7 separate regions of the Mus musculus genome follow, and regions 1, 2, 3, 4, 5 and 6 are each linked to region 7. The links are chromatin loops, found by intact Hi-C in ENCODE. Cell type or tissue: left cerebral cortex. All regions are shown on one strand. Region 1 overlaps Cyria (CYFIP related Rac1 interactor A). Region 2 holds the start of Gm34489 (a long non-coding RNA gene). Region 3 has its middle 13 kb from the start of Gm38686. Region 4 has its middle 11 kb from the start of Gm34637. Region 5 has its middle 16 kb from the start of Gm35104. Region 6 has its middle 28 kb from the start of Gm34348. Region 7 holds the start of Mycn (v-myc avian myelocytomatosis viral related oncogene, neuroblastoma derived).

Evidence for each region. Peaks named below come from ENCODE experiments on the same cell type or tissue, not always from the same donor. Only the 100,000 strongest peaks of a DNase experiment are listed, where the experiment ranks them.
Region 1: it touches region 7 in a loop (10-fold over the local background); 15 of 42 quality-filtered maps call a loop at or near these places.
Region 2: a loop joins it to region 7, with 6 times the contacts of the local background. A loop is called at or near these places in 30 of 42 quality-filtered maps.
Region 3: it touches region 7 in a loop (8-fold over the local background); 11 of 42 quality-filtered maps call a loop at or near these places.
Region 4: a loop joins it to region 7, with 2.2 times the contacts of the local background. A loop is called at or near these places in 6 of 42 quality-filtered maps.
Region 5: a loop joins it to region 7, with 5 times the contacts of the local background. A loop is called at or near these places in 25 of 42 quality-filtered maps.
Region 6: a loop joins it to region 7, with 4 times the contacts of the local background. A loop is called at or near these places in 8 of 42 quality-filtered maps.

The regions. Positions count from the first base shown.
Region 1 is chr12:12,322,064-12,326,063 of GRCm38, reverse strand. All of the region lies in intron 2 of Cyria (CYFIP related Rac1 interactor A), which reads right to left. Among named protein-coding and RNA genes, the nearest start is that of Gm34407, 35 kb to the right of the region's middle. In left cerebral cortex, CTCF peaks have their summits at 2,140 and 2,360 (motif pointing left); DNase peaks (open chromatin) are centred at 2,338 and 3,978; H3K4me3 peaks cover 390 bases; H3K27ac peaks cover 1,158 bases.
Region 2 is chr12:12,418,804-12,422,803 of GRCm38, reverse strand. It overlaps Gm34489 (a long non-coding RNA gene), which reads right to left and starts at 1,763. Exons shown (of 3, transcript XR_381260.2): 1 at 1,237-1,763. In left cerebral cortex, a CTCF peak has its summit at 1,812; DNase peaks (open chromatin) are centred at 1,345, 1,778, 2,254 and 2,989; H3K4me3 peaks cover 411 bases; H3K27ac peaks cover 318 bases.
Region 3 is chr12:13,137,346-13,141,345 of GRCm38, reverse strand. No RefSeq gene overlaps it. Among named protein-coding and RNA genes, the nearest start is that of Gm38686, 13 kb to the left of the region's middle. In left cerebral cortex, no CTCF peak of the experiment used is centred here; DNase peaks (open chromatin) are centred at 106, 482 and 1,936; H3K27ac peaks cover 212 bases.
Region 4 is chr12:12,678,743-12,682,742 of GRCm38, reverse strand. No RefSeq gene overlaps it. Among named protein-coding and RNA genes, the nearest start is that of Gm34637, 11 kb to the right of the region's middle. In left cerebral cortex, no CTCF peak of the experiment used is centred here; DNase peaks (open chromatin) are centred at 955, 1,283, 2,006 and 2,172; H3K4me3 peaks cover 1,057 bases; H3K27ac peaks cover 1,096 bases.
Region 5 is chr12:12,780,036-12,784,035 of GRCm38, reverse strand. No RefSeq gene overlaps it. Among named protein-coding and RNA genes, the nearest start is that of Gm35104, 16 kb to the right of the region's middle. In left cerebral cortex, a CTCF peak has its summit at 2,328 (motif pointing left); no DNase peak of the experiment used is centred here; H3K27ac peaks cover 211 bases.
Region 6 is chr12:12,174,188-12,178,187 of GRCm38, reverse strand. No RefSeq gene overlaps it. Among named protein-coding and RNA genes, the nearest start is that of Gm34348, 28 kb to the right of the region's middle. In left cerebral cortex, a CTCF peak has its summit at 1,747 (motif pointing left); DNase peaks (open chromatin) are centred at 1,703 and 2,224; H3K27ac peaks cover 1,071 bases.
Region 7 is chr12:12,940,228-12,944,227 of GRCm38, reverse strand. Mycn (v-myc avian myelocytomatosis viral related oncogene, neuroblastoma derived) reads left to right here and starts at 2,392. Exons shown (of 3, transcript NM_008709.3): 1 at 2,392-2,592; 2 at 3,742-4,000. The coding sequence starts at 3,835. RefSeq lists an enhancer at 1,593-1,621. In left cerebral cortex, a CTCF peak has its summit at 1,643; DNase peaks (open chromatin) are centred at 2,937, 3,495, 3,712, 3,949 and 4 more places; H3K4me3 peaks cover 2,621 bases; H3K27ac peaks cover 2,000 bases.

The sequences.
Region 1 (4,000 bases), 620 kb after region 7:
GTGAGTGTCTGTCTGTCTGTGTGTGTGTGTGTGCACGTGTGTGTGAGTGTCTGTTTCTCTCTCTCTCTCTCTCTGTGTGAGTGTGAGTGTGTGTGTGTATGTAAATGTGGGAACCAGTACCATATTTCTCAGGCTCCATCACCTTGTTATATGACACAAGGTCTCTGACCTGGAGCTTGCCAATAGGCTGGGTTGGCTGGCCAGCCTGCCCCAGAATCCACCTATCTTGGCCTCACACTGGGTCACAAGCATGCACCACCCCATCTGTCTTCTTCACTAGTATGTGAGGATCAGACCTAGGTCTTCACACTTTACATCCATGTCCCCCACCTCACCCCCAATCTTTTCTTGGGGTTTCTAGCTTCCTGTCAGGAGGCGCAACATGAGCTAAGCAGCAACCGTGCAGGGAAAGGTAGTACCATAGGAAAGGGTCTCTGAGACCCGAAACATTGCAGAAGCATCAAAACATTTTCAAAAGCCATTCATTGCAAATACTACAGTCCCAGAAACATTAGCGCTCCATTGAGTTTGAAGAATGTAGAATCCCCAAAGTACTGAAATCTCATTTGAGAATTTAGAATCGAAAAAGGGTCTTTGCCCCTGAAAGGAATAATCACATTGATTTGAAACCCTCTTTCCCACAAACAAAACTAATGTTTTAAGGTTAAAAACCCTGGCATGAGCCCTAAGCAAGCTGTGCAGACCGGGCAGGGCAAGCCCAGGAGAGGGAAGGGGGTTGGGAGCTGAGCTGGCAGCTGTGTGTATGGGACCTGGGGCTACTTCCTGAGTGAGACCCCAGGATGCAAGCAGGGTCAGGAATCAGCAGGGCTCAACAATGGCTATTTCAGCACAAATATTTCAAGATACTGTGGTGTCCTAAAAGCCCATAAACTTGGTCCAAAGCTTCCTTCTAAATTTCCAACCCAGAAGAGCTCATAGAAATATGAACCTGGCACACGATTCTGCCTCCTTCTTGCTTCTTTTTCTCTGTGCTTTCTTTGCCACTGGCACCCTATCCCCTCAGCCTGTGAGGGGCCTAACTTAGCAGCCAAAACACCCTCAAAGACCCCTACTCCCACCCCCAGCCCCAGCCCCAGGCAGAATTAGCAATCTTTCTTGCTTTGCATTTTAAAGAGGCTGTTTCCTATGCATTTGCAGCGAGTTCTTCATTTCAGTAACACCCTGTCTGCACCCGTGCATCATGCATGGGTCCAGACAGACAAGCGCTTTACTGGCATGCTCTGAAATGGATCAGATATACTAGCTATGTAGCCTCTGAAAATAAAGGCAATGGCATTCATTACAAACAAACCCAACAGTCACTGTTAAGAAAGAGTGGGAAAAGCCAGGCCTTTTATCGCAGCACTGGGGAAACAGAGGCAGGAGGATCTCTGAGTTGGACGTTAGTCTGGTTTACAGAGTGAGTTTCAGGACAGCCAGGTTACGCACGCGCACATGCACACACACACACACACACACACACACACACACACACACACACACACACACACACGCACGCACGCACGCACACACGCACACACGCACGCACGCACGCACGCACGCACGCACACGCACATTACCGCCGCCACCACCAAAAACCAAGCTCTGTGAGGGTAGCGGAGTCAGGGGAGGTCAGATCAAACAAGCAAGCAAACAAACAAACATCCTAAAACAAAGGGTAATCACTTTCTGGAAATACTTCGAGTTTTGGAGCCTACGGGGAGGAGGGAGGGGGGTGCCATTCTACTCTAGATTCTTGGGTTTTCCTTGTCCATAAAAAACAAAGTGTTCCCTTTCAGTTTTGACACACATAAGAGAATGTTGGTCAAGGGTCCAAGGTTGTCTTTGGACCCCTGTTCATCCCCAAAGCAAACTCTAGTTGTGTGTGCCCCCTGCTTTGCATCTGTAGGACTGCAGCCACAGGGGGAGCAAGTCCTTTTCCTTTCAGTTAAAATCTGCAGGAGCTGCTTTCGCGGTGGGAAGAAAGCCGACGCAGACCACCGCCAGGGGAAGGCGGGCGCTGAACGGCTGCGTTGGGCTCATTCACAGAGCTATTAATCATACAAGAGCCCATTTATGACAAACACAGGTCACTCCCTTTGCATGACAAGGCGGAGGGGTCCACAGAGGCCCATTATCCTCCCCCAAAACAGAGCATTGTGGGCGAAGTGGGAGAAGCCATGTGCTCACACACAAACGGACATTGTAAGGCTGTTTGCACAACCCCGTCCTGCTCCTTGCGAATTTCCTGCCAAGGAGACATTTAGATCTCACAGAGTCCGCACAGCAGACATTGCTCATTCAATATGGCTTCGGGCAGTAAGCCCCAGAAGCCCGGTGCACGGCTCCCTCTGCTGGCCATATCTGGAACTGCAGGCCAGGGATGCTGAGACTTGAACCTGAAGGATGCTCAGGACCTCAATTTCTTTTTTGCCCTTTGCTGTAAAAGCTGGGTGGGTGTGAACTTTGGGAAATAGGAACCCTGCAACTACAACCGGTACTAGCTTCAGCACTTTTGATAGGTCATATAATCCTTCAAATATTGTTTTATAATCTGAATTCATGCCACTCATTTAGCTGCTCTGAGATCAAATACTAAATATCGAGTACCTGCCTGACACGTGGTGAGGGTGATACAAAGGGTCTTCTCTGCTTGCTTTCAATAGGATAGAAATGGCCACATCACTGATATGGAGTCAGAAGAGGCAAATACAATGCCTACTGGTAATGCCATCATGTTTTGATCAGAACAGAGACCTTAACTCCTGGTGTCTAGATTCTCTAACACTATTGCCATCTCTATTTTAGACATGGCATCATTGTGTGTTATGTGTTGGTGTGGACAGCTCTGTACATGTCCCTGGACACACTGCTTCACCAGCCGTTGGTGATGCCCCACCTTGGAGTAGTATTCGGATCCAGGAAGGCCCTGCAGGAAACAGCAGAGCAGCCTTTTTCTAGTTCGACAGTCTTAATCAATGCATTTCATTAACATTCACTTAACCTTTCCTGGTCTGCACTTCACTCTGAGTAACTGATGACTTCACTGCTGCCAAGCATTGAGTGGCCGTTGCCACAACTGGCATCTCCCTTAAGTCTGGCATCTCCCTTAAGACTGGCGTCTCCCTTAAGTCTGGCATCTCCGTCTGAATTCTGACCTGACTAATGGGGATGATTTCTCTTTACAGGGGGTATCTATGAGGACTCTAAATGAGATCTCTGATGACACCCCAGCTTGTAACTCACTGTGTCCTCGTCCCCTAAAGTCCACACACTGAGGCGATGCTTAGATTCTCCCAGGGAACCTAAACTTAACCCGTCCATAAAGAAAGGCTCCATTTCTTACCTTGGAACCAGCCCTTGAAGTCTTCCCTAGCTCAGTAGATGGCAACTGGGTGAGCTTCCAGATGCTCTGTAGAAGGCGCTGATGCTGACCTGACTTTGATGCATCTCATACCCCACACCCAAGCCAACAGATCCCACAGATCCTATACTCCGCACTCAAGCCAACAGATCCCAGAACTCTGCTTTTGAGACAGGTCATGTGTTCAATTCTTTCTCTCAATTACCAGTGTCTCACGCTGTCCTAGTCAGGGTTTCTACTCTGTGACAAAACACTATGACCAAAAAGCAAGCTGTGGAGAAAAAGAGTTTATTCGGCTTACACTTTGCCTCACGCTTCATCATCAATGGAAGGAAACCAGGACAGGAACTCAGGCAGGGCAGGAACCTTGAAGCAAGGGCTGATGCTGAGGCCATGGAAGGGAGCTGCTGATTCGCTTGCTCCACATGGCTTTCTCAGCCGGCTTTCTTACTGACCCCAGACCACCAGCCCAGGGATGACACTGCCCATGATGGACTGGACCCTCCCTTCTGGTTCACTAATTGAGAAAATTCCCTACATCTGGATCTTATGGAGGCACTCCTTCAACTGAGGTGCCTTCCTCTCTGATGACTCCAGCTTGTGACAAGTAGATACACAAAATCAGCCAGTGCACAG
Region 2 (4,000 bases), 520 kb after region 7:
AAGTGAGATTCCCAGCTTACATCTTTAGAACACTTACAAGAGAGAATAATAACAATAAAAATAACAGCAGATATTAACAAAGAGTAGCTATTGCGGCGCGGGTTGTTCTTAAGTGTCTCATGAACCATTAGACTATCTTCATTCTCCAAACAACCTCCTGACGTTGGTGTTGTGAGAGGGGTGACTGAATCCTGTCATCCAGCTCTTCTCTCTGGGCACATAGCTAAGACTATTTCCCAGCCTCCTCCTGAATTCTGTGTGTCATGTGACTTGAGTGGCCAATTGAATAGGGTTTGGAGACTCTCATCTCTTGCCCCTCTATAGTTTATCTCAGGGGTCTTCAACAACCAACTCTTGGAGTTGCTAGAATGACTCTCAGCCTTGGTCTTTTGGAATGGTTAGAAGAGAGTCCTGTGCTCCTCTAAAAGTACACTGGAGGATTTTGTGACAGAAAAAAATAACTTCTTTCATGTTAACATGCTTGGTTTTACCTGTGACACCACATAGTGGTGCTCTGACCAAAGTTTACAGATAAAGTCACCGCAACGCAGGCAACTCATCCTGATCACACATCTAGCAAATGGAATACAGTCTGGACGATTTTAAGTAGTCTGGACCCTTAGTCACATATTACACACACTCTTATGGACTGGAAGTTACCAGAAAGGAAAGACTGTGAGAGAGGTAGAGGTGACATCAGGGACTACGTAGTCTAGTGCCCCTTGGTGCCTGCCAGGCTCTACCCCAAAGCTAAGGAGGCAACTCTAAGACTCTGTAACAAGATGATCCAACAGGCTGACAAGGATCCTTTTGCTGAACTCCTAATAGCTCGCTGGCTCCAGCATTTAGCCAGACTCTGGAATGTAAATGCAAACTTTAATCTCCACCTTTACAGATGGGAGAATAGAAACTAGAGGATAGATAGCCCACCAAAGGCCAACCTGTTGCGAGGGGATAGAACAAAGTTCGAATCTATCAAACTCCGAACTGTTCTTATAACCATCATCTATGACTTTGCCTCACGTGAGGGCGAGGAGCTGAAGATGCCCATGGACAAGCTTGAAGTGAAGAACGGACTGTAGGAAAAGCCTCCCATGCTTAGCTACTGGTGTTCATTGCTCATTTGGAAGTCATTACCACATGTGAGGTGGCCGCGCCTTTACCAAGGTACCATGAAAAACAGCTTCCCAGTGGAGTTTCCTTTATCCATCTGCTTTGAAGCACATGTCTGCTTACCTTTGGTGTCTGCCCTGAGCTTCCTCCAGAGAAAGCCTGAATTTAGTTCCTCAAGGAGATCTCTGAGCTCAGCACTCGTGGGTGGGCAGCAGCTTGCCTTCAAAGGGGGGTGCAAAGCGCTCACTCAGTGGAAGAGTGGAGGGGGCGAGTGGGAGGCTCCATTCCCATTTCACAGACGGGAAGACTGATGGCAGTGAATGAACTTTGCTGCTGCCCACAGACTCTCACAATAGCCACTGATCTTATAATTTCTATAGCCCACGTCTATGGATCCGCAAATCACCAGAGTGAAAGCCGATCTGGGCCCAGTAGGAAGGAGACGGTCCTTGCTGTAGCCTATTGGACCCACTTGCTAAAGAGCTCAGCTCCATCTCCTCCCCTTCCGATGGCTCAGGGGTCCCCTCTGCTGTGATCCACAGCTCTGCGTTACATGGGTCCCCGTGAGCCGTGGGGTCACCGCGCCCTGCGGCTTCCTTTGTCCCTGCCCTGCCGCCGCCTTGGCGTCTGCAGCAGCTCAGAAGCCGGAGCAGCTACGCAGGGCGTGCCGGGGCGCTGCTCAGTGCACTAGCACCATCTAGGGGTAACTGGGTGAAGCCCAGAAAGCAGCGGGCAAGCTGACACCTCAGCCTTCCCCAGACCCCCCTTTAGGTTTTGTGGTTAGAGAGGAAGTGGCAACAAGCCCACCCTCTTGGCTCTCTCTCTCTATTGAGATGGCGTTCTATCTCCAATCAAATTCCATCTTTTAATGGTCGCTAACAAACAAGGAGAGAAACTGAGGCTTTGGAGGGTTGGCTTAAAGATTTTAATACAAATTATGACAGGACAAAGGGCAGAACCAAGTGTTCAATCTGTGCATTTGGCCTCTACTTCCTGTGTGACCTTGGCCAGATCAAGTGACCCCAAGAGACCTAACTGTGTCACTTAACGTTAGGAACTGTCCACAAGGCCTTCCTTGGTCCTGCTTGCAGGGAAGGGCAAGCCAACCAAGAGAAAGAACAGTGCAGTAAAACCCTGCCTGAGCATGTGAATCAGAAGAGATGAGTCACTGGTCAAGATCAAGAAGAAAGGATGTCTGAGAAAAGAGCCTGCTCCATAAACTTGCCAAATTATCCTGCCCACAAAGGCAGGGCTCCATCACCCTCCAGGCAAAGGCAGCTCCCTTTAGACTCTGGCTTTGAGGCTCATGGCCAGGGTTATTATCTCCATTTTACAGCTGAGAAAATCGAGGCAGAAAGAGCCATAGATATTTTCTCAGAGTTGAGTCCCAGGGTAGCCAAGAGTGACGTCATCATTTGCTCGGGCTGAGCCCCTCTGAGTCTGGGTGGGAAACTACTTAGGGAGATTCTGGAATGGTCTGGAAATGTGGTGTGTGTGTGTGTATGTGTGTGTGTGTGTGTGTGTGTGTGTGTGTGTGTGTGTGTGTGTGTGTGTCTTTCTCTCTCTGTGTATGTGTGTGCTGGGGGGTGGGAGAGCAACCACTTTGGTCTTACCAACTATAAATGGGTATGCCTGGAATTGTGTTAACATTGCCTTCTATGACATTTACCAAGACCACAAATTTGAAAAATAGCTGAGTAGGTTCATGTACAGACAGTTTACACAAGTTTAATAAAACAGATTTTTTTCCCACGTGACATCAGTTGCAAACCAGGATGCAGGGAAGGGTGCTTCCTTGAGAGCCCTCTGCCATCAGAAAAAAATACAGTGGGAACTCCCTGGGAGTCCAGGATGCTGGAGACAGATGACTCAGCCCTGACGAGATACTCATGGGAGAACAGAGATGGCTCGGCAAGCCCCACTACTTCTGTCAATTCCCAGAACCCACATAAAGGTGGAAAGAGAGAACTGAAGCCACAAAGTTGTCTGACAACCTCCACAGGTATGTGAAGGGGCCAGTATGATACCCACTCTTGCTCCCACATCATGCACACCCATGCACATGAGCACACACCCACAGTAATAATAAATAAATTAAACTAGTTCTTTTGAGAGAGGTGATATGCACACTAGAGGATAGTGAAACATGCTCAGGTGGTCTTAGCACAAAGAGCTACAGAAACCCTGTGGCCATGTGGCTTTTGTGGTGGTCTCTCCCCCAGCCCCTCCCCTGCCCAGAGCCACTCTCTGTCCCTCCCCTCTCCCAATAGACAGTGCCCCACTGGTTCTCTGCATCTTGGGCTTCCCTGAAGCCTCTTTTCTATAGTATACTGACAATATCCCTGTGGCTGCCAAGAACTAGGGTTGCACAAGTTGACTTCCCCTCCTCTAACTAACACAGCTGTGTCTTAACCCTGCTGTACCTTGTAGCCAGGCCACTTTGGAACATGCTGGGCCAGTCATTTGTATAGACTTCGATGATTGTCCTAATCTCTGAATGTGCCCCTCCATTTCAGCAAACAAAGAGGGCTTATTTCTTATCCCTAGTATCCTCTGTGATTCAGCCTATATCAATCTGTCCTTTACCAGATTCAGGTCCTGTGTCTCATACATTGTATGCTCTTGAGACCCTGGGCTGTGTTTAGTCTGTGCCCTATATATCCTACTGCCATTCCAGGAGAGCCTATGTGATGGCTTTCCAGAAATCTTGTTGAAGTAATGATCCCCTTAGACATTCAGTCTGTGTGGATCTCAGACATTGAAACAAGAAGCTGTGAAGTTGAAAGTTGATGTGGGGACCCCAAGATGTTAAAGATGCCAGAGCCATGGGATACTTGCTGGGATATTTGATATTTGGGAGCTAGACCCAAGGCCAAATTATTCCCAA
Region 3 (4,000 bases), 200 kb before region 7:
AAGAGATCCTATGCCCCTTTCTTACTTCCATGGTCATCACACACATGTGGTACAACAGATGTACATTCAGGCAAAACCCTCACATAAAATAATCTACAAAAATGCTTCTAAAAGTGAATAGCTCTTGAGGCATGACATCCAAGATTTCCTTCTGGCCACCACACACATGTGAATGCAAACCTGTGCGATACTCTTGACCACGTGCACACTGTAACTACAATAATGTCCCAGTCTGTTAGTGAGAGTTAGAACATTTTTCTAAAGTCATGGAAAATCTAAAGGACAGATGCATTCCATTTTGTCCACCCCACTCAAAAAAAAAAAAAACCCTAGAAAATAAACATCCCTGCTTATCTGTGACTATTTGTGCAACTGGATGCCTTTGCAGAAAGATCCTGCAAGGATACACAGAGGCTCTAAGCTGTCTGTGAGTCACCCATGCCTGTGCGTGGGCTTCGGTGTATTCACTAGACCTCTAAATATATACATGTATTTCGGGAATGCGACATCTGGTTCATAGAGTAGATCCATTTTCAACATTGTTAGATATTGGCAACTTGTCCTCCAAAGTGGTTGTGTGCATTTGCAGCAATCTAATTGAGTTCTCCTCGCTCCACATCTTCACCAACACTTGATGTTATCAGAGCTTTCAAATTCTTGCCAGATGCACAGATGTAAAAGGCGACATTCTTTGGTTTTCTGTTTAAGAACTGCCAGTGGAGGGGCTGGGGGCATGGCTCAGTGGCAAAGTACTTGATGTATAAGTGTGAGTCTCTGCATTCTAATCTCCCAAACCCACATGAAGCTGCATGTAGTAGCATGTGTGTGTAACCTCCATGTTCCTGTTGGGAGGCTGGAGGCAGAGACAAGAGAGCCCCCTGAAAGCTCACACCAGCTAGCCTGCCATATGTAGTAGTGAACAAAAAATAGTGTCCCTGCGCCAAACAAGATGAAAAGTGAGTACAGACACCCCAGGTTGTTCTTTGACTCCCATACATGTACCATGGCATGCATGCCCTGCATACACACACACACACACACACACACACACACACCCCACTTGATTGAGTCCCTCTTCTGTGCACAGTACACACATACCACACCAAGATGTCTAATAGAAAATCAATTATTAGCCTTTCAGTTATGCTTGGTGGTGTACATACTCACAATACTCACATACTCAGAAGGCAAAGGCAGGAGAAAATGGCTTCAAGGCCAGCTCGAGCTATGCAGCAAAATTATGCCAAAAATAAAAAAGGAAAAGAAAAAAAAAAGACAAAAAACCCCAATTAACTAACTAAAAATAAATAAATAATATAATTACACGCTTTCACAAATTACTCCATAATACAATAGCCTAAAAGAGAGAAGTTTACTATTTATTTATATAGAGATGGGGGTCTCACTATGTACAGCTCTAGATATCCTGTAACTCATCTTGTAGACCAGGTTGCCCTTAAATTTACAGAAATCCATCCACCTCTGCCTGCAAAATGGAGGATTAAGGCAGGTGCCACCATATCCAGCCTAAATTGTTGTTTCTATTGGACATCTATCTTTCTTGTTGGTTCATTTGATTAACAAAATATCGAACTGAGGGACCGAATGGATTATCTCTGGCTTCTTTAACGGGACAGCATCTGATGGTTATTTTATCACTGTCCATATTTAACAGCCCTTCCTTTCTCTCCTATCTTTTGTGAGAGAAAAATGATTTGCCGAGTGTGTGCTCTTGTTGGAAATCCACACCAAGACCAATAGACGAACATCAGCTGGCCTTCCCTGTTGTCACAACACAGCGGGAAGCACAAGGGTGGGCTGCAGTTCCTGCTTGGCAATGTTGGACAGGCCAGGCAGGACCAGGCTGCTGCGTGTCCTGCTTGTGCCTGATCCTGAGAAATCCTCTACTTCTTCCTCAGCTGCTGTCCTTATGCAAACTCCTGGCATCCTCTACCCAAATCCCTTTGGTTTAACTTATCCAGAGTCTCAGTGGCTCTTGGCAGGAGCGCTCACTCACACAGAAGCTTGGATATGTTTCTCCCCACAGAGGCTGAGATCCTCAACTGTGTGACAGGTAGACAGACAGACCAAGGTCTCACGCAGGTGGGAACAAGAACATGACCTCAGGTCTCTCTATAATTGTTCCCACCACTAACTTTTTTCTTTTTCCAGAAAATTTCCAAGGCTCCCTAAAGGCTTCTAATCCATATCCTTTGACCTCCTGATTCTGGGTCCTGTTACCAACTCCAGGAAGCTTCAGAGCTTTGTCTCCTCTGTCAACCTCACTGAGCCTGGATGCCTGTCTAGTCTGGACAAAACCTGAGCTCTCCTGCCAGGTTGCCCTGCTACTACCAAAGGCATCAGAAGGCGGTTGCAAGTTTCTGCTCAGCACTCTTGTGTTTCTGCCCTGTCCCTCTGGCTCCACGCTCTTCCCAGGCACACTGGCTTCCCAGGCATTTATCAGGGTCTGTGTATGTTTTTCTTGTGTGGGATTTGAAATGATTTCTTTAAACAAGGTCTGAACTAAGATTGATTTCCTCTCTTTATTTAGAGTGTTTTGTTTTGTAATATGGTTCTTTTAACAATCTAAATTGTGGGAACTAGGGAGAGAAAAAAAGAGAGAGAGAGAATTTTCTGACTCCGTATAAATATAAATTACTTTATCTGCCTTTGAAGACTTCCATGTCTTTTCCTTGAAAGGGTTAGAGCCAAATTCTTTGGGGGTCCCTTTCTTGTCAGAACTGTTATGAACAGAATGATAGCCATCCTAAGACTTGCATGTAGGGCTGGGAATGAGACAATCTGGGTTCTTTGCGGCGCTGTCTGTTTTTCTTTCAAAGTACAGCTGTATCCATTCATCAAAACTTCACAACATAAAGTTTCCTTTAATTTGATCTTCATGGTAGCCACAGAGGTGAAGAGGCAAACGAAAGCCCTCCAGGCACCAGAGGAGGTTTGGCTTCCTGGTCAACTCAGTCGCCAACTCACCAAGTAGCTCAATCATTTGTAAGTATATTTAAAACTATTTCTGCATACCTACTATGTGTCAGGTTCGAAGTCTATATAAGCTATTGTGAAATGATCTATTAAGCCTTCCTTGCATGCTAAAGGAACCACCCTGCTCTGGTAAGTTCTGCTTATACTTGAAGGCCTCCCACGATGGGAACTTGTCATCTGTGATGACATTACATTCCACAGAGGATGGCTCATACTGCTTGCATCCCCCTTTACACAAGACTGACCCCATCTAGTGTTTGTCACTATGCAACCCAGCACATACACAAGCATGCCCCCCACCCCCCACCCCCGCTCTGATGGGAACGGTCTGTGCTTGTGTGTGAGTTGGAACATGGCTTCAGAATGAGCTCCAGTTTGCTGTTCATTTATCCTTGGGGACGATGATCACAAAGATGACCTGACAAGGCAGCATGGGTAAGGACCCGGTCATCCTTTATCCCGTGTCTAAAAACTTAACCAACACGGCATTTAGCTGGCAGTCATGTTGTTCCTACTGACCTACATGGGACTCAAACAGATGAAAAGTTTCTATTCCTCCCTGCACTGCTTCCCCCTGTCTCTCAGACTGGATGGGTGGGCAGATGCTCTCGTACACAGCTGCTGTGGAATTTTCTCAGGCGAGGCTTCCTCCCATCCTTTTCAAAGGGCTGTGGACTCTGACTTCGTGGTCACAAAATGTTGGGTTCAATGTGCATCACACTCATATTGGACCATCTAACAGTTCTTTGTCCAAGTATCAAAATTCTTGTAGATGCCGAGCCCAGGAAAGGCCCTGTCTGGCTTCCTTTGATTCATCAAAAAAAAAATTGATGCAGCTGTGTGCCTTTCTCCAGCATGTCTATAATGAGATGTGGCCCATCTTGTCAAATAGTTAGCTCTAGTGTACACTTATTTCTTCTACTAAATCTTCCTGATACCCAAGCCCAGGGAGCCCAGGAAGAAAAAAAGAAAATTTTAAAGCAACTTATTAGGTGGTTGCTCC
Region 4 (4,000 bases), 260 kb after region 7:
AAAGTCATTCAGGAACTTGGCTATTCAAAAATAAGGTGGCTCAAAGTTCACATGGCTACGGGTAGGGTTAGGTCTTTGTGTGTGTTGAAGTCACTCAGAATTCCTTAGAACAAGGAGAAAGAGAAAAAGCTGGCAATCCATCCTGAACACACCCACTCTTGGAAGCTCAGCAAGGTGGGTCTTAGTTAGTACTCAGATGGGAGATAAGGTAAGAAAGCTGCAGTCTATGATGCTCAGGTATGTGTGGTATCTTTTATCATTTGTCTTCCTGGATAAGGTCTCTGGCCTTCAGAAGTTGAAGGAGCAAAAAGTTCAGCTCCCTGAAGCCAGTGGCAACTGATAACCAAGCACTTACATGTGCTGCTCGTCCCTCTCTGAGATCCACAGGTCTGTGCTTTACCTGTATACACTGTAAGCATCATTGATTGATCCTTGTTCTGCCTCTGATCTGCATCCTCCCCATGGGCCGCATCCTTCCCTGTGATTCTCATCCCCCCTGGACCACATCCAGTCTGACAGCCACATCCTATCTGTGCTCTGTCTTCTTGTGCTTCCCCATCCCCACATCCTTATTCTCCGTATGATCCACATCCATGTTCTTGTCCACATCCTCCCCAGTCGTTGGCAGCGCCCACGAAAACCAGCTGTACTAATTGTTCCTTTCCCCAGGTCCAGGGGCTCTCAGTGAGTCAGCACTAGGTTGTCTTGGAGTTCCTGGCAGTGTTGTCCATGACAGCACCACCACTCTTGTCCATGCCAGTCCTCTGTTATTTCCCTGCCCCAAGTCCCCACGGCTATGTCTGCTCCACTGCCTGAGACCTGCTTTCCGAGATCCCTCACAAGACACTTGACTCCAGGGAGCACTCCTGGTACCACAGATCTGGCAAGATAACCTTCTCTGTGTTCACACAGTGCTAGTCCTCCACTGTGGCCATCCCTCATATTTATCCTGATATTGCCTCCTCCCTCAGACTGAGAACACTCTGAGGGTAGTGGATGGCCCCTGGTATCTCTATGCCCAAGCTGGACAGCTACAAAGCTGATCAGATAAGTGACTGTGCTCCAGGAACAGATAAACCCAGAAATCTTAGCGGCTCAGGACTTTAAGGTTAATTTCGCACATTCAAGTTCATTGCTGGTCTAGCATTTTCCTCTGCTGTGTCTTTTTGAGCATTAATCGCCATTGAGCACCTGGCCTCCAGTCCCAGCATCCTTCTGTCCACTCCTATTGTCCAGAAGCATCCATGTGACCTAGGCTACTCACAAGTGAGCCCTGGGTAATACGGGAGCTTCAGAAAGCTCTAGACCTATCTGAGAAGGGCTTGTGGAGGTAGGGAAGGACATCCCCACAGGCAGAGAGGAGGCTTCCTCGCAGGCTGAGTGAAATGAAGCTACATCCCTGTCACCTCAGTCAGAGACCTGAGTTCAGATGAAACTCTGCTGCTTGAAAACAAGGGGCAGGACCCTGGAAACGCCCGATTTAGCCCTGTCAGTCTCCAAGCAGCACAGTGTTCCCAGCTCTCGGAGTCCTTTGTCCTCTGTAAGCTCCCTTAGCCTGCAGAGGTGACTTCTTTATTCTCTGAGCTGCTATTTATAACTTCCAAAGCACCCCTACTCCTTTGGTTCTGTATCGAGGTTCAGAAAAAGAGCCTCTCCCCCCGGCACCCCCCGGCACCCCCCGGCACCCCCCCCCCGCACTCCCCCACCCCATTGCCAGGCCTCTCTCCCCCAGAGCAATCCCGTAAATAAAGGATGAAAGGCCCCGTAATTATTACCATTCGACAACACAGAGACTGTCAAAACCAGGAGTCCAACAAAGGCCTGTACATAAATCACAGCTGATACAATGGCTCTTAGCTGAAGGGGAGAGGGCTTAGAGTCTCAGCGCGGCTGAAAGGAGGTTTGTGTCTGGGGGAGGAGTCACGGGAGTCACGCAGCCCTGGGGAAAGAGATAGGCTGAATGTCTGAACAGAGTGCCAGCCTCATCAACGTGCTAACACACCAAAGACAGGGTAGCTATTGAACGGAACTCGAGTGAAAATCCCGGGAAAGACTCCAGATGTGGCATCTCCACAGTGCTGGTGAGGTTACACCGCATCAGCAGGTTACAGTCTAGCCTGGCAGGGTGTTGTTCCCTACAAAGATACCCTGGCTTGCAGCTCTGCCAGTCAAGAGCCGCCTACAGCCGGGGTGTAGACCAGGGTTTGTGGAGTCAGCAAGGGCTCTCTGGGTTTGAAGAGAGATCAAGTGGGCTGGGCTGCCGGCTAGCTTCCACAGTGTGTGTATGTGTGAGTGGGGGCGTGTGCGTGTGTATGTGTGCTTGCCTATGCCTGTGCTTGGAGGTGAGGTTGCAGGCATTTTCTGATAGGCAGAAAGGAGGATACACTCCTTGGTGACAAATGCTATTGCTGAGCCAAGCCGGATCTCTTCAGTACTTGTCTGTGCAACGGAGATTTCTTGATAACATTGAGAAGCGTTGTCTTCTGGGTCAGAGTTTACGTCTTTGGGCACAATTATTGCTTTTGAGTTAGCCATTCGGTGGTCCCTTAAGAACTCAGTCGAGGGGCTTGGGAGATAGCTCATCAATAAGCGCTTACCTTGGGAGCACAAGGACATGATTCCCAGAACTCACATTAAAAACAAGCTGGGTGTGGTTGTGCACACTTGGAATCTCAGTGTTAGGGAGGAGGCAGGTGGGTTTCTGGGACTTCTTAGCCCACCCCCTCAGCAAGTTGCAGAATGCTAAACTATCTGCCATTTAAAAAAAATGTAGAGAGCACCTGAAGATTGCCCTTTAACCTCCAGCTCCATTTGCATATATACGCATAAACAGGTATGTACACAAGTGTGCCTGAATCCACATGAACATGCGCATACATACATGCAAATGCACACGGAATTCAGTGGCTTTAACAGATTGCTGGTGACTGTTCTTATGCATCATGTACTGCTTGGTATTTATGAATTTCAGATGGATTTCTTTATCTGAAGAAATTGTCCTTAACATATAAACAAAGGGAAGGAGTTAGATACAGGTCCAGAAGCCATATCGTGCATGACCAGTGTAGACAGACACCTACTGGAGGTGTGCTGAGAAGCACTGACTTTGGAGACCACTCATATGATGCTCCTGGATTGACGACACTGGGTGCCATTGACTCTTTCAGAGCTTCAACAGTGTTGGATTGTTAATAGGACTGTAAGGATGAAAAAAGAATCCTGGGGCCAATAAAATGGCTCAGAAGATAAAGGTGCTTGCCACACTTGCTTGATGACCCAAGTTCCATTCCTGGGACCCATATAAGGGTGGAAGGAGGCACACATTCGTTGTGTGTGTGCTCCACACACCCTTGTATACACACACACACACACACACACACACACACTAGCAGCAGCAGCAGCAGCAACTACAATTTAAGAAGGAAATTCTAATTGTCCTGTTAGGCTGTTCTCGACCATGGCATTGGTGACGTTTTAAATCAATAGGAGAGCAAGCATAGCTTGTGAGGCAGGTTAGCATCACTCTGTGACCTCATTCTACCATAAGAAAAAGTCATCGACCGTCTCCTTCAAACAATGGGGGTGGGGGTGAGGTAAGGCTGCAAGGGTGAAACAGAGGGACTCGGTCGCTCCAGACAGAGAGATGGAGCCCAAGTGCTTTTCTCGTGGAGGCATTCTATCTCTGTTGGCCTAGGACAGCAGGCAAGGGCTCTGGTGGACTCGAGAATTCCCAGGAGGCCCTGGGAACAAGCAGCCTAGAGACCTTGCTGAAATGGAGTCCCAAAGCAAAGGAAGCTGGAGACCTTTCATAGAGTCGAGCTCTCCGCTAGCCGACCTCTCCTAAACTCATTCAGCCACATAGCTATTAGAACTCATTGTACCTCTCTGGACCACAGCAGTTTGCCGGGCTGCAGAGTACTTGCAAGGCAAAGAGAATCTGTACTCCTGGGGGTAGTGTGGTTCCCAACAGTCTCTATTGGCCAGCTTGGCCTCATCTTCA
Region 5 (4,000 bases), 160 kb after region 7:
TAGCCTTGACATCACCTGCACTTAAAAAAATTGTTTTCATGTGAACATGTAGAATCGAGAGATACAAAGCTGATATGTTTTGTTAAATCGTGCTTTCTGGGACCTATTTGTGAGAGACCACTAAGCTGAGAGGTTGCCAGGCGACAAGGCCTTTGAGATGGAGAAGAGAAGAAAAGGATTGTCTTAAGCATCGTGTCCTGCTGTTCTCAATGTGGATCAGAGTTTGGAAAGCACCCACTGAAATCTGAAGACTCCAGTCTCCCAGGTCAAAGAGTTATACAGGAACATGCAACAACACAAATAGAGATAGTTTACTGGGAAAGAGAAAGGCTCTCCCGAGAATGAGAGTGGGTTAATGAGACAGGGTAAGGCACACAAAAGTGCTGGACCAAGAGGCTTAGGATCCTTTATGTGTGTGGTTGATACAGCACCTACTTCTCCCACATAAGTGTGTGTGTGTGTGTGTTTCGAGATTTTTTTTTTCTGTGTCACCCTGGCTACCTTATAATTCACTCTAGACCAGGCTGCATTTGAACTCACAGAGATCTCCCTGCCTCTGCTGGGATTAAAGGCACATGACACCAACGTTTGAAATATCATTTGTATTTTGTGAGCTCTTTTCCCCCTGAGCATTGCACGTAGCCCAAGTGAGGAAGGGCTTGTGGCTTCTCTGGTGCGCTTACCTTGATGCTCTCTCTTGCCACCCGACCCCTCTTTGTGATGTCCCAGGGGAGCCACAACAGCAAATTTAAAATTTATCTCCCAGGGAATTTACAATCTGGGGAGAATCAAATGGCTTCAGAGGGACTCAAGGACCCTCGAGAACACTCTGCTCTTGGGAATGAATCCAAGTTCTCAGATCTGGCGGTGAGTTTGAAATCACCGAAGTGTCAGTCTGCACTCTCAGGATAAAGCTCAAGTCCAGATTTCCTGAGCTGATTCAGGCTCAGGCCTTATTCCCCTCTGCAGCCTTGGAGCCATTGGCAGCTCCAAAGTGTCCCACTCTTCTCCCTGTCTCTCCTCTGCTCCGCACTGGAGACTGATTGCCCTTTCACCTTTATACCTGCTTGGACCGGTTTACTCTCAAAGTTTCCTCAGAAGTCACCTGCTCTGAGATATTGTTGGTGGGACTGGGTTTCCTTGTTCCTAGGAGCCTGTCACAGCATGTGATTATCTGTATCAGCACCATCTTGTCTACTGGACCACGGAGAGACCCTGGGGCACCTTCAGCTCATCTCTAGATCCTAGCTGGCACCGCAGCACCTGGCTTGGATGAGGCAATGGGTGTCAGGAGCCATCAACAGTGCCTGCAGCTAACACAGAAGAGCCTACTGTGCACCAGGCTCTGTGTCGACACGTCACCTCAGCATTCCTACTAATTCTTGGAGGGCACTACCTACATTTTACTCTAGAGGGAACAGGGACACAACAAAGAAACTTGCAAAGGTCATAAGAGAATTAAGAGATAATTCAAACTCTGGAAGTTTTCCTCCATATTCTTCATTTCAGACAATAGTGGTGGGGTTCAGAACATGCTACCCCAAAACACATACGTCACCTTAGCATGTGAGGAAATTAGAGAAGCAGGAAGACTTTCTGATCCCCACTCGCCTTGCTTGCAGAATTCTCCATCTCTTCTCTAAAGTAAGTCATAGCATCCCTACTCTGGGGTGGGATGGGGTGGGGGTGTCTTTCTCTAAGACAGGATAGAAACACAAAGACACTTGGAGGACCATGAGAAGGAAAAGGAACCCTTCATCTTGGAGACTAATTTAAGCCTCTTTCCATAGAGAAGGTAGAGTTTCAGTGCAATTAACAATCGCTTAAGGGCTTTCTCCTGACCCAGCTGTTAAGTCTGGAGTTTCCTAGGAATCTCACCAGAAACCCTGGATACAGGTACATATTAAAACTGCTTGTGCAACCTAGTGGCTCCTGGTTTTACTTTGTCCTGTTCAAGGCCTCTCCAGACCCACTGAATAGTCTGTCTGTCTCACCAATCAAAAGAGAGAGAAAGGAGAAGATGCTTCCAAAATGTATATGAATAATGCTAAAATAATTCACTGCAGTTTTCCCTTGAGAAGCCTGCAGTCACACTTGGTCATGACTTATGTTCTTTCTGAGTGTCTCTCTTCCTCCTAATCCTTGCGCTTAATGTCTCTACTAAAGCATGTTTCAGGGGCTGGAAAGATAGCTCAGTATTTAAGAGCATTGGCCCCTCTTTCAGAGAACCAGGGTTCAATTTCCAGTACCTACATGCTGGCGCACACCCATCTGCAACTTTAATCCTAGGAGATCTGATGCCCTCTTCTGGCCTTTGAGGGTATCAGGTGCGCACATGGTACACAGATACATGCAGACAAAAACACTTGTACACATTACATTAACTGATTAATTAAAAAATATCTAGTAAAATCTCCAACAAATTTCATATTGGTTAGACCTGAAATTCTCCCTCAGCCTCTTGAGTTCAGGGAATAGAGGTGAGCATCACCACGCCCGGCTAATCACAGGATACCTTCCAAGGTCAAACAGGCAACAAACATTGAGTAGATTTAAAACAACAAAATTCACAAAAATTGCACTGGAGTGTCTGGCTCTGAAGTTGAAACTCTTGTTGAAAAAGGAAAAAAAAAAACCAGAAAAATGAAAATTTGAGCCCTGTTTATAAATGTCTTAAGACATTTTCGGTCATATGCCTTTGTCATTCTTTTAATCCTCCTTAGAAGTGTTTGAATCCACGGACAGCTTCTACTGGGTGATGTAAATCCTCCCCACCATCCCGAGTTTTCTTCATATGCCTAGCATGTGCAACAGAGTTGTTGTGTCAGGGACAGCTGCCTCCCCAGTGCTGACACGGTCTGGATAGGAGATGCCTGTGAGTGGCATCTACTCTGTCATTCGGAGTAGATGGCCTTGTTTCCTCAGTGGGAGCTTGGGTTGAAACGCCTTGAGCCTGGAAGTGGGTGAGTGACCAGGGGGAAAGTTGGCCTTATCATGGCTCCTCCACCTTTGCCTTTCCACTGTACAGCATCTCCCTTGTGGATAGCTTGACTCCGTAGTCACAGAACTGGGTGGGAGGAAAGCAGTGCTCATCTAGGGTGCAAATGTTTCCAGTTGCCTCCCTCACCTTTCCCAATCTTCTCTCTCCTGCTTATATCTGATGAGAGACAATAGATAGTAGACACATCTGTAGACACATCTCAGTTACTTTTGTGTCCCCTCCTGTCCCCGTCCCCATCCTCAGAGCACATAGCTAGACCCTCCTATATTTTGTGTTGTGTCTCAGCTCTGCAGGTACGGGTCAAGCTCAGTTTCCCCAGGCAGTGACTGTGTCAACGTCCTCAGTGTCTACTGAAATCTGGCACAGTGCAAGTGTTTAGAACACGCTTGGTGAATGAATGAATAAATAAATAGATGGAAAACAAAGGAAGACAGTGACAGATTTTCTTTTATTTTAAAGCTCAACTCAGTGGAAAGTAGGTCTTTATTTAAGGACTTTTCATTTGCAGCTCATGGGAATTCGGAATGAAGCCCCAAGGTCGTGAGTTTCTCTATTTTTGTTTTGCTTATTATACTTCTCTTTGGGGTTATTTACTGATTTATTTTAGCTTTCTTTTGTGGCTCAGTTGCTGCTTTCTTTGTTTTAATTCTGCTGTGATTTAAATTGAGGCTCCTTTGGAAAATCTGACATTGGAGGTAATGAAAAGTCTCTAAACTGAAAGCCTGGGGACCCTGGTTCTAATTTCACTGTCACCAACAAGATGGACTTTGAGACAGCCCCTCCTGAGTCACGGTGTTTGCTTGTTCACTCATAAATCTGTAAGATGTGGTAGTAGGTGGGGTGATCTTGATCGCCTTTGTTCTGCTGACAGTTTTGAGGTTCGATTGGGCAGAGAGGAAATAGCTTTTCATTTTGTTCTGAACCTGTCTGAACTCAATGATATGTATGTGACATGCACTAGTTTTTTTAAGGTTAAGAGTAATTCTTCTAGGCCAGTGG
Region 6 (4,000 bases), 770 kb after region 7:
GTCTGTTAGCTGGAGAGAACACAGGCTAATTTACACATGCATTGCATCCTGAGGGTCACTCTTCCATGGCATTATCAGAAGGATGCTTTGACCAAGAAAGGGGATTGGCTTTTCCTTGGCTGACGTTGCTGGTAAGCAATGCTTCTCAGGCTTCTTCTGGTTCTGTGGCCACAGCCCTCGGTCAGGCATCTTCAAGCCGTCGTAGAACAGCAACCTGTAAGTTTGGCTTAGGCCCTCCCCTAAGCAGCTTCAAACCACCCATCTCTTTATCACCCATCTCTGTACCACCACCACAAGATTGGCTCTGCAATTCTCCTACTTAGAGCACCATGACAACTGTCCATCACTCAGGTAATGTGGGACCACCTTCCAGTACCACACAGGGATTCTCTGCTGGCCATTCAGCACCTCCCTGTCTCTGCGCCAGGTGTCCCTTCTCTTAACACCAAAGTCCCAGTTATATGGAAATTCTCCCCTTCCTGAGCTTCCGGCTTTTTCTAATGGCCAGATGCCTTTGTTCTCTACATCCTTGTTCTGTTCTGTTCTCAGCTCCTGTGTCACCCCCCTTAAGCTGCAAACTCTGGGACAAAAGGCCAATAGTGCTTATTTAACATATCAAAGCGACCCCACAGCCAGATTCTTCTCCCAGCATCCCTCAGTCCCTACCTGTTACAGGGTATCCTTGCATACTCTGCCCTACAGTCTGAATTTTCCAGGGGCTGGGCTGCCCTTCCCCCAGAGGCTCTTCTCTGAATAATCCAGCCATTTTGGTTCTTGCCCCTTTCATTCCTTAGGCCTCCTGGCTGCTGAACCATTTCCCCCTCACTATCCTTTTCCTTCCCCTCCCCCACTCCTCACAAGGCTCAGAGTCATTACCTCTGTGGACTTGCCCAGATGTGTCTACCTCTGGCTTTGCTCTCCCTTTTATCTACAATAACCTTTCTCCTCCACCATTCCAAGGAGGGGGTCAAATTCTTTCCTTTTATTTCTTTTTCCTCCACTCATGCAGCTACAGGAGCCTGACCAATCTGAGCCCCCAGCAGAATTAGAGTATACTGCCCTCCTCTTGGTGGGCCATTTGTCCTCCCTCTATCATCTGACCGTACCTATGAGTCACCTCTGTCTGCCTGTTAATCGGGTGGTAACCGGAAATGGGACCACTCTGTCTCCTGAAGGCCTGGCCAGATGAAGAATTCATTGCAATTTGATGAATCTGTGAGAGACAGACCCAGGTTCTGAAGAGATGGCCTCCCGACTTTGTCTCTCTAGCCCTGTCTGCCTTCAGCTCCTGTAGAAACAGCTGCAGGGCTCACAGGCCAAACCCCATGGGTCAGAGAAACAACTGTCTTGTGAGTGTGTGTTTCCCCTCAAAACAAAGATTGCAACATCCTCCTGGCCTGGAGTTCACAGCTGTGGGAGGAGGTTGCACTGGGTAGTGCAGGGTCAAGGAGGCAGAGGTGGGGGTGTGGGGGACCGTTAGGTCTGAATAAGTACCGAGGTAGAGCTTAGCCCCACCCCCACCAAGCCGGGTGGTGCAAACACTGTGAAGAGCCCGGTTTTCCTTAGCTTCCTCCCCACGTTTTACTTTTCTCTGATATTTGATTATGTGTGAATTCCTTCTCATCCCCTGGGAGCTAGCACCCTACCGCCTTTGCAAAATATCTGAGTTACATTTTTGCAGATCGTCAAGCTTCAAGGGCATTCAAACGACCTTCTAGAGGACTGCAGTGTCTTGGTAAGTGATGCCCCCTGGTGGCCAAATGGAGTAGTTGCAATTCGCAGGGACCATGAAGTAAGAACCCTGGCTTTGTAATGGCCATGAGGCTCTGTTCAGCAGATGTCCCACTGTCCCTGAAGGATTGGCTGAAGGGCAACAGGGTTGTGTGTGTGTGTGTGTGTGTGTGTGTGGTATCAGGCCTTTAAGGATGCTGAAAGTTTACCTTCTATAATCTGAGTGCTAAAGAGTTGTTTAGAGACCCACCCACTTATTTCTCAGATGAAGCCAATTCCAGGGAGGGGAGAGGGAATTTCTCAGTCTGTATGACAAGTTGAAGAGGCAGAACAGGCATGTTGGTTACTGATTTGAAATTCTTTCCTTCTAGCATCTTGGGACACCTGCCATGAAGTCCTTCCTATGTTTGCTTTCTTTCAGAGGAAGAGAAGACCAGCATCTTCCCTCTAAATCTCCCTCGGTTGGGCTCCATCTCAGTCCTACTTGCTACAGGAAGTCTTCTACAAATAATCAGAGGACACATCCAAAGCTCTCCTGGAGCTGGTCCAAAAGTTAGACGGTAGAATTTGAACTGTGAACACATTGCATAGAAACAACCTCACAGGGCTTGACAGTCTAATGAAAAGTAATAGTCAGAGAGACAGAGAGGCACAGGTCGAAGGACAATTGAGGCACTATTGTGTATTTTGAAGAAAATAAGTAGGGCAATTTGGTAGAGGACAAGTTTAAGTGAGGCCCATGAGCATGGTCAAGGAGGATTGCACTAAAGCAGGGAGAACATTCAGGGAAGGTAGAGGAGAGGTGTGTAGAGGCTGTAGGTCTGGGGTGAGATTGGCAGGTCCCATCGTGGAGAAGACTCAAGAGGTGATAGACTAGTGGCCAGGAAGAGCACACCAGGGCAAGAGCAAGGAAGCCAGGCCAGAGGCACAATCTGATTTATAACTCACGTGAATCCCAGGCTATGGCACTGCCAGTCTCCACTTTCACACCAGCTCGTCTCCTCCAGAAAGTCCTTCACCACCCTACCAAGTTGGAGTCACTTCTCTGAGCCCTGGTGTTAACATCTCTGTGTCTCTATCATTGGGGCTATCCATGACACACCAGCTGTGGCTATGTCTTTTGACTACCCAGCATAGTAAGCTCCACATTCAGAGAGACAGAGACAATGGACCCAAATCTAGAACATTCTGCCAGAGGCAATGTGTCCCTATGCCACCGCTTCTTGGTGTGTAAGGTGAGACTAGAAATGCACATTGCATAGCTTTTTAAATAATTAAGTAATAAGTATAAAACGTTGTCACAACAATGGCAGGCACTATGTCACCTCTCGTTAAGGAGGAGATGTCCTTTCTGGGTATGTTCCCAGGCTAGCTCCAATGAGATCCATCCTAGCGTCTATGGTGGCAGTTGCATGCTTTGGTAGTTGCATAGGGAGACTTTGGAGGGAACACATTTAGTCAGACTGAAGAAGAAAACTGAAGGTGGCATAGGTTGATGGAATTCTGAATTATTGAATAAAGTTAATTTATTTAATTATTCCCTTTGGCAATATACACTAGACAAAACAGCTTGGGTTTTTTGTTTGTTTGCTTGCTTGCTTTTTTGAGATAGGGCTTCTCTGTGTAGCCTTGACTATTCTGGAATTCTCTGTAGATCAGGTTAGCTTCAAACTCACAGCGATCCACCTGCCTCTGCCTTCCAAGTGCTGGCCTTAAAGGTGTGCAGCACCACAGCCAGGCTGACATACTGTTCTCGTGCAGCTGTTCTTGGGCATGGGTTGTCTATTTACAAAAGGCACCAGACCAGAGGTTCTTCCTCCCTTAATCCTCAGTGAGGATGGTCTTTGTTTCATTGGCAGCCTTCTTCAAACACACGTGGCTCACATGGGAAGGACGAAGCTGGACATTCTGGTCTCATTCTGTACTTGCCCCATCTTCCTTCAATGTTCTCCATTCACTTACAATGATTCACTAATTGTATCATTGTAATACTTGATGTTATATTTATTAACTTATTCTTTTCTCCATCGTATCTAGTTTACGTCGCCCTACTGCTCTTGGAAAGAGGGCCTGCGCTGGAGTGTGGCCAACCTACCAGGCGCCACATCATTAAAGAAAATCGAGTCTCCCTCTTTCCTCAGCTACCAATATCTCCTCTGCCAGGGGTGGGATTCCATGCAGATATCCTGTCCTCCATACTGAGATTCCATTTAGACTGAGCTTAGGCAGGTCTCTTGCATGCTGTCACAATTGCTGTGAGTTTGAGATG
Region 7 (4,000 bases):
CAGATTCAGACTTGCTGGTAATTTCAGTAATTGCTGGTTTGCATTAAGAGCCGGAGATTAGAGATTAAGGTCCAAGGAAGATAAACGATTTGCTCAGAGGCATATAGAGCAAGTAACCAGGTCACCTTCTCTCTGTCCCCTCTTTTCTGAAACATCTTATCTTTTAGCAGAGTGAAGAGCACAGGTGTGGAGAGAGAACTTTATCCATAACTAACCAGGCCATCTTAGCCGACTTTCCCAGTCCCCTGCTGCTTGAGGGAGTTCTAGTAGGCTGGTCAAAGTGTCCTTTACGTGTCCGCTGCTGAAGTTCTGAGGAAGATTCTAGAAGCCAGATGTGGTGGCACAGACCTGTAGTCCCAGAGTTTGGGTAATGGCAAGAGGATCAATTCAAGGTCATCCTCCTCAATAAAAATAGAGTTCAAGGTCATCTTGGACTATATGAGACCTCGGCTCAAAAAACAAACAGAAACACCTCTCCTCCCCCCCCCCCCAAAGCAACAACAAAAAGAAAAGGTTCTGGGAGCCACACCTATCTCTCCCCCACTGTGCCACTAATAAACAAAACTAACCTGCCAGATCTGGCTGTCTAAAAGGGTTCCTTTCAATGGAGCCTACCTCCAGCGGCATCCAGGAACACTTACCATACAGCCCCTGCTGTGTATGTATAATTACAATCTGAGGCAAAGTTTTCAGAGAGCCAGCATCTTGAGGGAGAATTCAGCGGGAGGTCTCGGTTTGGAAGAGGCCAGGGGTGTGAAAATGAGGGTGTTAAAGGCTTTTGCAAAGGTAATGGGTTTTACATATGTGAGCCCAATAAGAAAGGCCTTGGAAGGGTGGCTCACCCTCATTCACGGCTACTTCCTAGAACCTGCCGCAGTCCCCAGAATTATGTAGGCATTCGGGGACAGATGGGAAGACTTTCACACATGCTAATACACATTTTGACCTTGACTCTCTAGGCATTCTCTTCTTCCTCGCTGGAGGTGAATGAGGGGTGTCATTTTCAATTTAGAGGGAAATGGAGACGCTTCCCCACAAACAAGCTTAAGGGTTTAAGGATAAATCCCACCCTACTGAGAATGTGTGTTGAAAAAGGGCTTCACCCAGGGACCCAGGTTACTCCTGGAAAGTTTTGTGGGGCAAGAGCATTTATTTTTAGCCCCACATTTAGGAAACAAACCTTTTAGCATGCTTGCCTAGACAGAAGTGAGACGCTGTGGGATGGGGAGGGAGGGAAATGTGCCCACGGCTGTGAGGAAAGAATACACGCACCCTGCTCTAGTCTAAATAAGATGTCGCGCTCTCTCTGTTCACGCCAGCTCGTAAGTGAGGCAAATGGGACACAAAGAGGCCAAATTAATGATGGCTTTCCTTGATGTCACCATCCGTAGGAACTCGAGGTATACAGAGCAGTCAGTGATTTGGGCAAGGAAAGCAGCGGTCCGTAATTCAACCCTGGCTTCGGAAAGGCTTTTGTTGGGAACGGTGGGCGCGACTTCAGGGGACGTCCCTCCACGCGTTTCACAATCCCTTCCGCGGTAGCAAGGATTCGCTAATTGTCTCGCGGGGGTGGCCCCACTCGGGCTCCGAGGCTGGGCGGTGCGGCTCCGCTTTCTGCTTGGTCTCCGCGAGGTGTCGCCTTCGGCCGAAGAAAGCGGTAAGGCGCCACCCTCGTAGCCCGCACTTATTTATTTTCAAACAAGGGGGGCGCCCCTTCCTTTCAATTTGAAACTAGAAACCTCCTGCGGTCTGTTTCTACGTGGGCGCGTCCTCGGCCTCCCATTTTGCACTCCTGTGTCGCCTTCCTTCGAGATCACACACGAACAGCCCCTCGACCAGGCCTTGTTCCACTTTAGCCTGGAGCTCATCTTTCACACAAACATACACTCGCGCGCAGTCCACGCAGGGACTGGGCTAGAAACCTCTTTTCCCATTCCCAGAACACACCCAGCGACCTTTAAAAAAAAAAAAACACGGAGTGCAGCGGGTGCAAGCCAGGGGGTCCAAAAGGGAGGGGGAAGCACTCCTCGGGTTTCCCAGCTTTGCTGCTTGCAGTCTGAAAAACGAGAGGGGGGAGGGGGAGAGAGGGAGGGACGGAGGGGGAGAGGAGAGGAGGGGAGGAGGGGGAGAGGAGAAGAGGGGAGGAGGGAAGGGAGAGAGAGAGAGAGAGAGAGAGAGAGTCGGAAAAAAAGAGAAAAGCAAATGGCTTTTGGCGCGAAAGGCTTTGGCGCCTCCCCTGATTTTTATGGAAATCAAGAGGGCGGGGAAAAGCCTCTTGCCTCTGCCTTTCTCCCTCCCCCTCGTCTGCGCCACAGCCCCCTTCTCTCCCCGCCCCCCGGGTGTGTCAGATTTTTTCAGTTAATAATATCCCCCGAGCTTCAAAGCGCAGCCAGTGACAGTCATCTGTCTGGACGCGCTGGGTGGATGCGGGGGGCTCCTGGGAACTGGGTTGGAGCCGAACGAGCGCTAGCCAGGCGTAAGCGCGCACACACTGCAGCCGCCGGAGGACAACCCCCTCCCGCCGCCGCTCCCTCAGCCCACCCGGAGACCCCAGCCCCGAGTCGCCTCCGGATCCCCGGCAGTCTGCGGGAGGTAAGAAGCGGTACTTGCGAAGCTTCGAGCGCCCGGGGAACGGCGGAGCGCTGCGGCTAGGCAAGCCCCTGGACGCGGCTCCGCACCCTGCACCCAAATATGCCGGGCTTTTCTGGGGGAGGGGGTAAGGGGGCAACACACCGCGTCTGCTTCCGAAACAAAACCATCTGGGTTTTTTGTTTTTTTTTTTTTCCTGAAAAGCCTATTCAGCACCCGAAGGCACCCTGGCTGGAAGAGACCCGCCCTAATCCCTTTTACAGCCCTGGCCCAGGCAGAGAAATAGCTTTAGCGAAAAGAAATTCGCCCGGCTCCACAAGATTTGTCTGAGTGTGAGGTGACTGGGAACCGGTGCGTCCCCACCCCAAGCTGGGGTTCTCCAAAAGGTGCCGCGGGGAAAGAAGGAAAAGGGGTTAGGCGAAGCTAGGTGCCTGAGTGATAATGTAGGTCACGGCTGCTCCGGCTTAGGAGACGCGATTCTCGCCGGCGACCCTGCACCATTCCTAGGGATGGGGTTCAGCCTTTCCCCCCGCCTGTTGAAGAGGTTGAGGTCTCTGAAGGAAGGGGAATGGAAAGGGTATAGGTATAGGCAGCGATGAGTACCAAGGGTATCTGCCAAGATTGAGGCTCTAGGTCTAGGTGGAGAGGGTTGTATGTAATTGCCTGTTGTTGGTCTGACTGGAGAAAGGCCCTTAATAATTAATAAAGTTTCCTGAACCCCGTTAGCGTTTGCGCTCCCGTGATCGCATTTCTGCAAAAGGGGAATGAAAGGTACTTCAATCCCATGCCTGGTAGCTGGGCTAGAGAGCAAGGACTTCCTTTAAGCAACTAGTGCAAGTGGGGTAGTCGCGCTAGTAAGAGCTGAGATCTGCAGCTTGAACAGCCCCCCTCCCCCAGGCAGTGCCTTGTGTGAATGAAACGGCAGTTTCCAAAGTTGCAGAGAGCCACACCACCCCCTGCATCTGCAAGCCCCCTCCCACTCCCAGTCTTAGACAGCTTGTACACAAAAGGAGGGAGTAGGGGAGACGCTCAACTTTCTCCCACCTTCCAGAGCTGTGGGGAGCTTGCAGAAGAGATTGGGGGCTCCCACTGCCTGTCCCCACCAACCCACCCCTTTGGCTCATTCTCTCTTGGTTTGCCTATTGGTTGTAGAGTTGGAGGTTGGCGCGACTCTGCTGCTCTCCACGGGAAGGAAGCACTCCCCCATATTAAAAAGAGCGGAGATATTAAAAGAGAGGCGAACCCATGCCCAGCTGCACCGCGTCCACCATGCCGGGGATGATCTGCAAGAACCCAGACCTCGAGTTTGACTCACTGCAGCCCTGCTTCTACCCGGACGAAGATGACTTCTACTTCGGCGGTCCCGACTCGACCCCACCGGGGGAGGACATCTGGAAGAAGTTTGAGCTGC